2 separate regions of the Mus musculus genome follow, and region 2 is linked to region 1. A link is a loop called in an ENCODE intact Hi-C map of the cell type or tissue named here. Cell type or tissue: left cerebral cortex. All regions are shown on one strand. Region 1 overlaps Mcu (mitochondrial calcium uniporter). Region 2 overlaps Mcu (mitochondrial calcium uniporter).

What was found. Hi-C counts contacts between places; a loop is a spot of excess contacts. Peaks named below come from ENCODE experiments on the same cell type or tissue, not always from the same donor. Only the 100,000 strongest peaks of a DNase experiment are listed, where the experiment ranks them.
Region 2: it touches region 1 in a loop (2.3-fold over the local background); 3 of 42 quality-filtered maps call a loop at or near these places.

What each region holds. Positions count from the first base shown.
Region 1 is chr10:59,591,684-59,596,683 of GRCm38, reverse strand. The region is part of intron 1 of Mcu (mitochondrial calcium uniporter); the gene reads left to right. Among named protein-coding and RNA genes, the nearest start is that of Gm40671, 19 kb to the right of the region's middle. In left cerebral cortex, a CTCF peak has its summit at 2,709; a DNase peak (open chromatin) is centred at 2,674; H3K27ac peaks cover 841 bases.
Region 2 is chr10:59,529,317-59,534,316 of GRCm38, reverse strand. All of the region lies in intron 1 of Mcu (mitochondrial calcium uniporter), which reads left to right. Among named protein-coding and RNA genes, the nearest start is that of Gm40671, 44 kb to the left of the region's middle. In left cerebral cortex, no CTCF peak of the experiment used is centred here; DNase peaks (open chromatin) are centred at 130, 412 and 1,893; H3K27ac peaks cover 444 bases.

The sequences.
Region 1 (5,000 bases):
TATGGTTTCCCACAGATTGGCTTTCTTAAAGCTCGAGTGGTGGTCCTGGGGTAGATTACTTTACATTCCTTGACATGCACGTGGCCCTGGGTTCTATCTCTAGCACCACAGATATAACTAAGTAAATGAAGCCATTGAACCTGACTTTCTTATTTTCCCACACAAAACCTTGATTTGCTACTACCTATAAAATTTAATGCAAATCCTGCTTAGCCTGAAATTCATGACCTTCTATAATTGAATTCCAATTCATTTTCATCTTTAATGATAATAGTTTTATTTTGATAAGTGGTGACTATTAGTAACTTTTATAGAAATATTTTTATCACCATATTCTTATTCTTGAGAGACGTTTGACGTAGGCACTAGATTGCCATTTCTGGGAAAATGGGCGGGAGGTGTCTAATAACTTGTCCAGGCTAGGGAATGAATGGCAGAATTAATTAGGAGCTCAAATATGTGTTCACAGATCTCCCACTTGTAATATCTATCTTCCTATGTCCTGCCTCCTACCTTAAAATCGACATTATGGCATTGCCTAGGTCAGCTGCAAACTACCTATTCTCTCCCTCGGTCGGGGTTATATGTGCGTTGCACTCGGCTTGCCCCATGTTTTGAAGCCTTGAATAGAGTACTTCCTATAGTGTAACTGTACCCCACAATCTCTTAGCCCTTTCTCTTTGCAGGGCCACTGCCCACTTCCTCTCTTTTCTCTGACCAACCCACTTTCCATCCTTCAAAACAAGGTTCAAGTCCAAGATGGCAATAGTTGCTCCCTTTAATCTCTATCTTTCAGAATGCTTATCATATTAATTAATACTCACAAATTATTACTTGTCTATTAATAAAAACATATTAGATACTCATGTTAATATGACATATTAACTACACATATATTAATACTTGTATATTGACATTATTATAGATGATACTCAAATCTTCTGCACTTTCTTGTTTGGAGTCTTTTGTTGTTTCAATTGTTTGTTTTGGGTTTATTAAGAAAAGATTTTAATTTAGATTTAAACATGGAGAGAGGCAATTCGGAAAAAATAATAGGTAATACAGAGCCAAGAGTGGGCCTGGGCTTCTTAAGAAAAGGGATTTCTTTTTTTAATGTTGGGATCCAACCTCAGCCTTGCACATGCAGCAAACACTCTACCACACAGCCTCACACCCATCCCTGTGTCTTATTATGTGAACAATTTAACTAGACTTTAGGTCGTGATCTCTAGGAAAGGCCTTGGCTTTATAAAGAAGGTTTTTTTTTTTTTTTTTTTTTGGTATCTTCTGCAGGACCTCGTGGTATAATAGCTGATCAATAAGTGACTGTGTTGTTCAGTTTAAAGGATAAGAAGACCCCGTGTGGCTAAAGAGGGTTGGATCCGATGGGCATCCGAGTTAGTTAATTACGACAGTCAGGGCTTGGATTGACAGGTGCCTTTATTGAAGGCATATTTCTGGATGTGTCTGTGAGGGTATGTCTAGAGGTGACTGTCCTGTGGGACATCTGTTAAGAGACAAAGGCCTGACAGGAATGTGGGCAGCAGTGTCTTATGAGTTGTGAGTTGAGTTAAGGAAGAAAGAAGCCATTAGCACAGCCAGACTCTCTGGGTCACCACGAGGTAAGCAACCTCCCCTGCCACTCACCTTGCTGCTCTGACATCCTGATCCCCATGTGCCAGGCTCGTGGTGATGGAGAGCCCATGAACCACGAACTGAACCTCTGGAGCCTGAGTTTAGAGGAAACCATAATTATTTTACAGTTTGTTTCAGATATTTGTCACCATGACAGAAGTCGGACCAACACCACTGCATCTAAGACTTGTTCTGTTTGAGCTCGCTGAACTAATTTGACTCGTGGGTCTTATTTTAGAACTGGGAAGGAGATGCTGAGGTTAGAATGCGGAATTTTGTTTTTTAAAATTATTTAAAATTTTATTTTATGTGTTCTTTGGTTCTGTCTGTATGTCTATGCACCATGTGCTTGCCTGGTACCCACACAGAGGTCAGAAGGGGATGTCAGGTCTCCTGGGACTGGAGTCAGAGATGATTGTGAGCCACACCATGTGGTTTCTGGGAATGGGACCTGGGTTACCTGGAAGAGCAGCCAGTGTGTTAACTGCTGAGCCACCTCTCCAGTCCCGGTATTTGTTTTTTGAGGTAGGTTCTCAATATGGTACTCAGGTTAGCTGTGAGCTCCTGGGCTCAATCTTCCTGCCCTAGTCTCCCTAGAGGCTGGGGTTACAGGCTCAGGCTGTTGTACCTGGCTAGCAATAGCTGTGGATGATTTGTGGATGTGAAACCTGGCCCTGATTCAGAACCGAGCAACTCTTCAGATGCTGAGGTTAGCTTCCTCTCACTCTCGTTCCACTGGCACCGTGGGTGAGGCTACCAAATCATCCCACCCAGGTTGTATTAACAGCTACCAACTTAGTCACCCGACTTTGTCCCTTTTTCCTGATGGTCAGAACTCATAGTGGCAATGCCGGGCAAAAATTCTTCCTGATCTTCCTGTATCTTCCGGCCTTAGTCATAGTAGAAGGCCCAGGTGGCCTAGAAGTGGTCATGAGAAGCCAGCTTCCCAGGGAGAGCCTCTGACTTGCAGCTTTTGCCTCCCGGCCTGATTTAACTCCTCCCACACTGGCTAACTGAAGTTATAGAGCATGTGACAGTCTGCTCTCCAGCGCCACTGCTGAACATTTGGCTCCGGTCCGACTCCATCTGCTGCCTTGCTTGCTCTGGCCCACTCTGTTCCTGCAATACTGACCCCCTTTTTTTTCCTTAAAAAAAAAAATGTTAGCCATGCACCTGCCTCCCGGTTCTTTCTGTTGACACTTTTGTTCGATTGGAATGTTGACTTAGATCTTGAGCGCCCATATAAGAAGTCGGATGTGTATGGCAGGATCCTGTAGTCACCAGTGCTGGGAGGCAGAGACAGGAAGATCCCCCAACTCCCAGCTTAGCCAGGTTTGCCGAATCTGTGAGCCTCAGGTTCAGTGACAGATGGTCTCAGAAAATAAGACAGAGAATGATAGAGGATGATATTCTATGTTGACCTGGTTCCAAACACATGTAGACACGTGTGCACATACATGAACATGTACACATATACATTCACAGAGACACATAAATATTAAAATATTATGTCTTCTCATAACTAATTGCTGCTGCCTTATTTTTAATTTTTTTCTTATTGATTGGGATCCCCCCCCCCCAACATACACAGCCTACACACACACATGCACACAGATACCAATGCATGTGTGGGAAACTGAGGAAAACATTTGGGGGTCAGGCTTCTCCTTCCACCTTGTGGATTTCAGAGACAGGTCTCAGGTGGCTGGACTTAGTGATACAAACTTTCTCTTCTCTCACTGAGCCTTCCCAGCAGCCCCATTTTCCTCCTATTTCTATTTCATTAAGAAGGTAAGCTTCCCCCTGGCTTGGGCTAGGGGTAGTCAATGTTCTGACTGTTATTTGCTCTGCCGGAATTTCTTCACCCGCCCTTCCCCTCCTCCCGTCCTTCTCTGTCCCATTTTTACTCGTGTGGGATTTAGCCTCAGGACCTCCGGCTTGCAGGCTAATGCTCTGCCCGGGCTACATCTCAGCCTGGTCTGCTTGCCTTTTAGGAGAGCCGTTACTTTCTCCAGCAACATTTTAACTAAGATTTGCATTCTTTCTTTCCTCAAAGCTATTTATTGCACACTGAAAAAAAAAAAGAGTTTTTTCTTTATCAAAGCTTAATTTTCTGTTCTGTTACAATTTTCTTCAGAAAGTATCATCTTCTAGAAGTTGCTGCTGGGTCTCCTCCTCCCCACTTTCCCCTCTCCTTTTTCTGCTCTCCATCCCTCAACTAGGCTATTAAAAGTTTCCAGGTCTACATTCTCAGAGAGAGCAAAGGGTGAACTTAGATCCCCGTGCCTGTGTTTGATACCATGAATCAGACAAGCTTATTAAACAGGCAACTGGCCTCATTTATGAAGATGAGAGCTTAAGCTATTCCTGTAGTGCCTTGGTGGCCACTCCTCTGCTGTGCGTTTGGTGAAGGCCCTACTCCCTGCTAGCATCCCAGCATGGGTATCCAGGGTAACATCTACCTGGATGTGCCAGAGGACAAATGGCTGACCTTTCACCATCATTGAGAAGTATGCTACCCACCAACAAAATCCCACTGAAAGCAAGTCTCCAGCTAAGAGCTGTGCTTCCTTCCACCTTGTGTACTTGCCCGCTCTCTCTTTAGATGGTCTGTGCTCTCTTTTTTGTCTGTACTGGATTCTGTATCCCGTGCTGCGGCCTTGTATGTGGACTTTTGTTTTTATTTCATTGGCCGGTTTTTAAAAGCAAGTCTCTGGTTGAGTCTTTGTAATATTACCCACATACATGCATTTTAAAAAATGAAAATACAGTGTATAAATGTACCTTCAGGCTATGAGCATAAAATGCATATGAGACAAATAAATTTTGTGCTTAGAGTTGAGTCTCATCCTTAAGACATTTCATTGTACACAAGCAAAACCATGAAAAATTCAGATTTTTATTCTCCAGCATTTCAGATAAGTAATCCTCAGCCTATATTGCCTACTTTGATCAGTGAATTCCCTTCTGTTGCACATACATTTCCAGTCTTTTGCTGATTATTGCTTTGCTAAGGTGATAATCCTGTGGGTTCATCTTGGCTCACAGTGAATTTTAGGATGTGTTCCTAAACATAGGAGTTAGGAGGGTTACTCTATCTTTACATCTTTGTCAACTTGTGCTACCAAACATTTGGATCTATGACTTATGATGTGAAAAAAGCATATCAATGTAAGTTAAATTTGTGCTTTTTCCATGAGCCACTGCTGCTTTCCCCTCCTCCTCCCTCCTCCTGTGCTGGGGATAACCCCAGGACCTCTCTCCCACCAGGCAGGCATTCCCCCCGTGAGTTACACCAGCCTTAGAGTGTGGTTTCTTAGCAAGCCGATCCCGTAAGAACTTTGTTTCCCATCTTTGCCACTCTG
Region 2 (5,000 bases), 62 kb after region 1:
TTGTTATTTTACAGATGAAGGTGTTGGGTATGCAGGTGAAATACACAGCACCCGTTAAATGGAATCTCTGTTTGCTTGCTAGAATAATGCTGGGTATCCCTAGGACTCCCGGGTGCTTATTTATTTATAGATCCGTATCTAGGGAATATACTGCAGCAGCATAAGAAAAGCCACGAGGCATGCTGTATGCTGCTGTGCACAGAGCCTTGATTGCAGGAGCTCTTCTGTGAATAAAAGCATTTCAGTTGAAATGCAAGCTCTATGGTCTTAAAGCCACTATATATTTTAGCTTAAAATAATGCTTTTCATTTTGAATATAGAGAAACATGGAACAAAAAGACTTACTGTGGTATAACAACGACAAGACAGGTCAGCTATTTTGGAGGCTCTTCCAAGTCTTGAAAGCCTTGCTCTGTTGGCGCCCACCCAGTAGATGCTCTTTAGACTCATTGATTCTCCCCAGAAAGTGATACATGCTTGATCTAATATTAGCAAGTGGGGGCGGGGTGGAGATGAGCCTCCTCGTGGGAACCAAGAGGTTGTTGCCCTACCTATTCCCAACATTTCCAAAAGATCAATGGGTCTTCTGCCATTTCATATCCTTTTTACTGTGGAATGATTTTGATGTCTTAAAATTAAATCTCTATCAGCTGTTGTTTCTTGCCATAGTTGTTAAAAGTTGAACAAAATGGGCAAAAGAGAAATTTTAAGTCAATGTCACCAATGGACTCTAAACCATAATCACTAGAGATCATTATTTCCCTTCTTTCCTTTTTTAAAAAAAGATTTAAATAGAACAATATTTTTAAATTATTTCTTTTGTGTTTAGGGTTACAGTGATATCATTTCCCTCCTGGCCGTTGTTGACACATGTGGCCATGTATATGTATATGCATATGGGTTGGTCTGTACAGTGGTGCAGGTGTGATCTCGGGGCTCATCATTTGTTATTGGGTACCCAACAGTCATCCTTCCTTCTGAGTTTAGTTCTCTCACAATGCTCCAGTCTTTAGCTTTACCCCAGCTCAATGTTTTTAGACACTATTCCCTGGTTTTTAAAAGGCTCTACTTTTTTTGCCTTTGATGTTCCTTCTTAATCATTCATATTGCCTATTTAACTACAGCAGTTATTTTTATTTTACATTAATCCCAAAGAAGCCTTACAAACCCAGCATTTCCCTCATAGTTTTCGCAATGCTACAGTTCACCAGTTCATTTGAATAAATACTATCTGCATGTAGATATAGTGATTGGAAAGTCTCCTCTTCACTCTTAAGTAAAGCTATGAGAGCTATGAGAGCTATGAGAGGTGTGGTGGCGCATGCCCTTAACCCTGGCATTTGGGAGGCAGAGGCAGGTGGATCTCTGTGAGTTCAAGGGCAGCTCAGACTACAGAGTGAGTTCCAGGACAGCCAGAACTTTATAGTGAGACCCTGTCTTGACTAACACAGAATATTAAAAGACAGAAACTTATTTTAAATTTCCCCTTCTCGATATTTTCTATTGTATCTAAAGAGATTGCTGCCTCAATCCCTTTATCAAAAAGTCATCAGTACAGTAATGATAGAATTAAGCGTTTGAAGTCATATTTGAACCCTGATTGAAACATTTCCAGAAGTTGGACTTTGAAATTCACTTGGCATCTCTATATGAATATAAGAATAATGACAGTGCCCCTCAGGAGGCTTATGGTCGGTTCAATGACAGCAGTGCACACTAAGGGACAGTGTATCTCAAGGCTTCGTATTCAGTAGACATGGGTGGCAGCATGATTATGCCAATTTTCAAGGCCTTTCTGCAATAACACACCCAGGTATCTAGAAATAACCATTGTCACAGAGATGAGGCAGAGCCTACCCCAGGCCCTCCCATAGGCAAAGTAAAGCAACAGACGGGGAGCCAGATGTTAAACCACTCATAAAAACAGTGAATGCCACACACAAAAAAAGGGAGATGGGGACCGTGAAAATGCCTTTTAGAAGCTCGGTGACCCACTTACCACTCTGTAACTCTCTGGACTTGAGGAAACACTTCGTTAAAACAGAGATAGAATGTGAGTATGGTGGCGTTCAGCAATCTCAGAACTTGAGGGGCAGAGAAGGGGTCCCTCCAGGTATCAGGTCAACTGGGCTGCAGTATGAGACCATGCATTGAAAGCAAAGCCTAAACCAAATACATTGGCATATGGTTATCCATTGCTGTGTAACTAATCAAAATTAGTGACTTGGAGCAATGGTTTTATTTTTGCATTTTGTTTTTTGTTTCTTTGAGACAGAATTTAATTAGCCCTGGTTGTCCTAGACCTCATTGTGTAGACCAAGCTGACCTTGAAGTCACAGAGATCTGCTTGCCTCTGCCTCCCAAATGCCCAGGTTGAGAACAATCATTGTATCATTGTCTGGAATAATGTTTTGAGTTTATTGGGAGTCGGATGGTTTTGTTTTTCATTTTATTTTTTGTTTTTAAACACAACATCTTGCTTATCACCTATAATCCTAGCACTTGTGTGCTGGAAGCAGAGGTAGGGGTAAATTAAGGCCGTCTTTACCTACATAGGGTACTCTAGGCCAGTCTGGATTACATGAGACCCTATTAATAAACCCTAAAACAAACATGAAGCAAAACCAAGAACAGGATCAGTGTTTCTATGCCCTGTTTACTAGTTCATACTAGCCTTGAACTTACCATCCTTCTGCCTCAATTCTTTTTTTATTGGATATTTATTTATTTACATTTCAAATATTATCCCCTTTTCTGCTCCCCCTTCCAGAAACTCCTTCCCCCTTCTCCCTGATTCTATGAGGGTGTCCACCCACCCTCCCATCCACTCCTGACTCCCCGTCCTGGCATTCCCCTACACTGGGCCTTCGAACCTTCACAGGACCAAGGGCCTCTTCTCCCACTGATGCCCGTGACAAAGCCATCCTCTGCTACATATGTGGCCGGAGCCATGGGTCCCTCCATGTGTATTCCTTGGTTGGTGGTTTAGTCCCTGGGAGCTCTGGGGGGTCTGGTTGGTTAATATTGTTGTTTTCCTATGAGGTTGCAAACCCCTTCAGCTCCTTCAGACCTTTCTCTAACTCCTCCATTGCGGATACCCATGCACAGTCCAATGGTGGCTGAGAGCATCCACCTCTGTATTTGTCAGGCTCTGCCAGAGCCTCTCAGGAGACAGCTATATTAGGGTCCCATCAGCATGCATTTCTTGACATCCACAATAGTATCTGTGTTTGGTGACTGTATATGGGATCGATCCCCAGGTGGGGCCATCTCTGGATGGCCTTTCCTTCAGTCTCTGCTCCACACTTTGTCTCCATATTTGCTCCCGTGAGTATTTTGTTCCCCCTTCTGAGAAGGACTGAAGCATCCACACTTTGGTTTTCCTTCCTTTTGAGCTTCATGTGGTCTTGGAATTGTATCTTGGATATTCTGAGCTTTTGGGCTAATATCCACTTCTCAGTGAGTGCATACCATGTGTGTTCTTTTGTGATTGGGTTACCTCAATCAGGATATTTTTAGTTCCATCCATTTGCCTAAGAATTTTATAAATTCATTGTTTTTAATAGCTGAGTAGTACTCCATTGTGTAAATGCACCTCATTTTCTGTATCCATTCCTCTGTTGAAGGACATCTGGGTTCTTTCCAGCTTCTGGCTATTATAAATAAGGCTGCTATGAACATAGTGGAGCAGGTGTCATTATTTGTTGGAACAGCTTTTGGGTAAATGCCCAGGAGTGGAATAGCTGGGTCCTCAGGTAGTACTATGTCCAATTTTCTGAGGAACGATGCCATATGCCACAATGTCAACGTCAACAAGGTAGTTTGCTTGTTTGATTTGGGTTTTGTTTTGTTTTGTTTTTGTTTGTTTGTTTGTTTTTTGGAATGGCATATCTTATGTGGCTGCAGTCAAATGGCAGCTGACACTTATGTGGCACCAATACTGGTATTGTAGATGACAGCGTATCTACATCTGGTCTTTGTGTGTGACTTGAATTTCTTAACTGTGCGGTAGCTAGATTCTGCCAGTGACCATCCCAAAAGCACCAAGTAGAAACTACACTTCCTTTATGACCTAGTCTTAGAAATGATACATCATTACTTATTTCGTATCTGTAGGCCCATCCACATTCAGAGAATCACTGTCTCCACCTCTTGGGAGGGATATCCCCTTCACTGTATTGAGTGAACATTGTGTAGGATGGAGGATATACTGTGGACGCCAGCCTACCAGTCTTACTTAGCCATAAGAATTCACACCCCTCAGCCTATTCATGATCTTGTTGGTTAAAGGACTTACCACTAAAGCCTGACTGGGTTCAACCCATGGAACCCTATGTGAAAGCAAATGGAGAAGATGAGTTCTGTAAAGCTGTCCTCTCATCTCCTGACTCCCATGACACACCTTATGACACGTTTATGCCTATCACACACACACACACACACACACACTTTCAGCCCTCCTGTCCAGAGTCCCAACTCACAATTCAATATAGTCTCAACATCAAGTCTATGATCTTACTTCCTAAATCAAGTCTGTGTGTGGATGAGGCTCTTGAGGCTCACCAGTCCCCCCCACCCCCTACTTCTTGAGAGCCAAGTATGGATTTGAAGACCTGTCCCACAACACACAGCATTAAGAGTGGACCAACCACTTTAAATCCTGCTATTCCTTGAGGGAAACCAAGAGGTTCAAAGCATTTCCAGAATTCAGCAAGCACACTCCTTGCCTGTTCTTGCCCTGAGGCCCACCGTCTTCCTGCCTATGCTGTGTCTAAAGGTCTAGGTTGTACCCACTGGGCTCTTTACCCCACTGAGCATCCTTACTCTTACGTGAAAGGAGCCTGGCTTTGCATCTGAGTGGCTGTCTTGACCATCCTTTGCCAGAATCCGAGGATGGACTCTCTTCACCTTGAATTCCTTGTGGTGTGGTGTTACCACAATGTCCTTACATTTCTTAGAAATGTCAGTGTCTGAGACATATCATAACCTTAGGTTAGGTA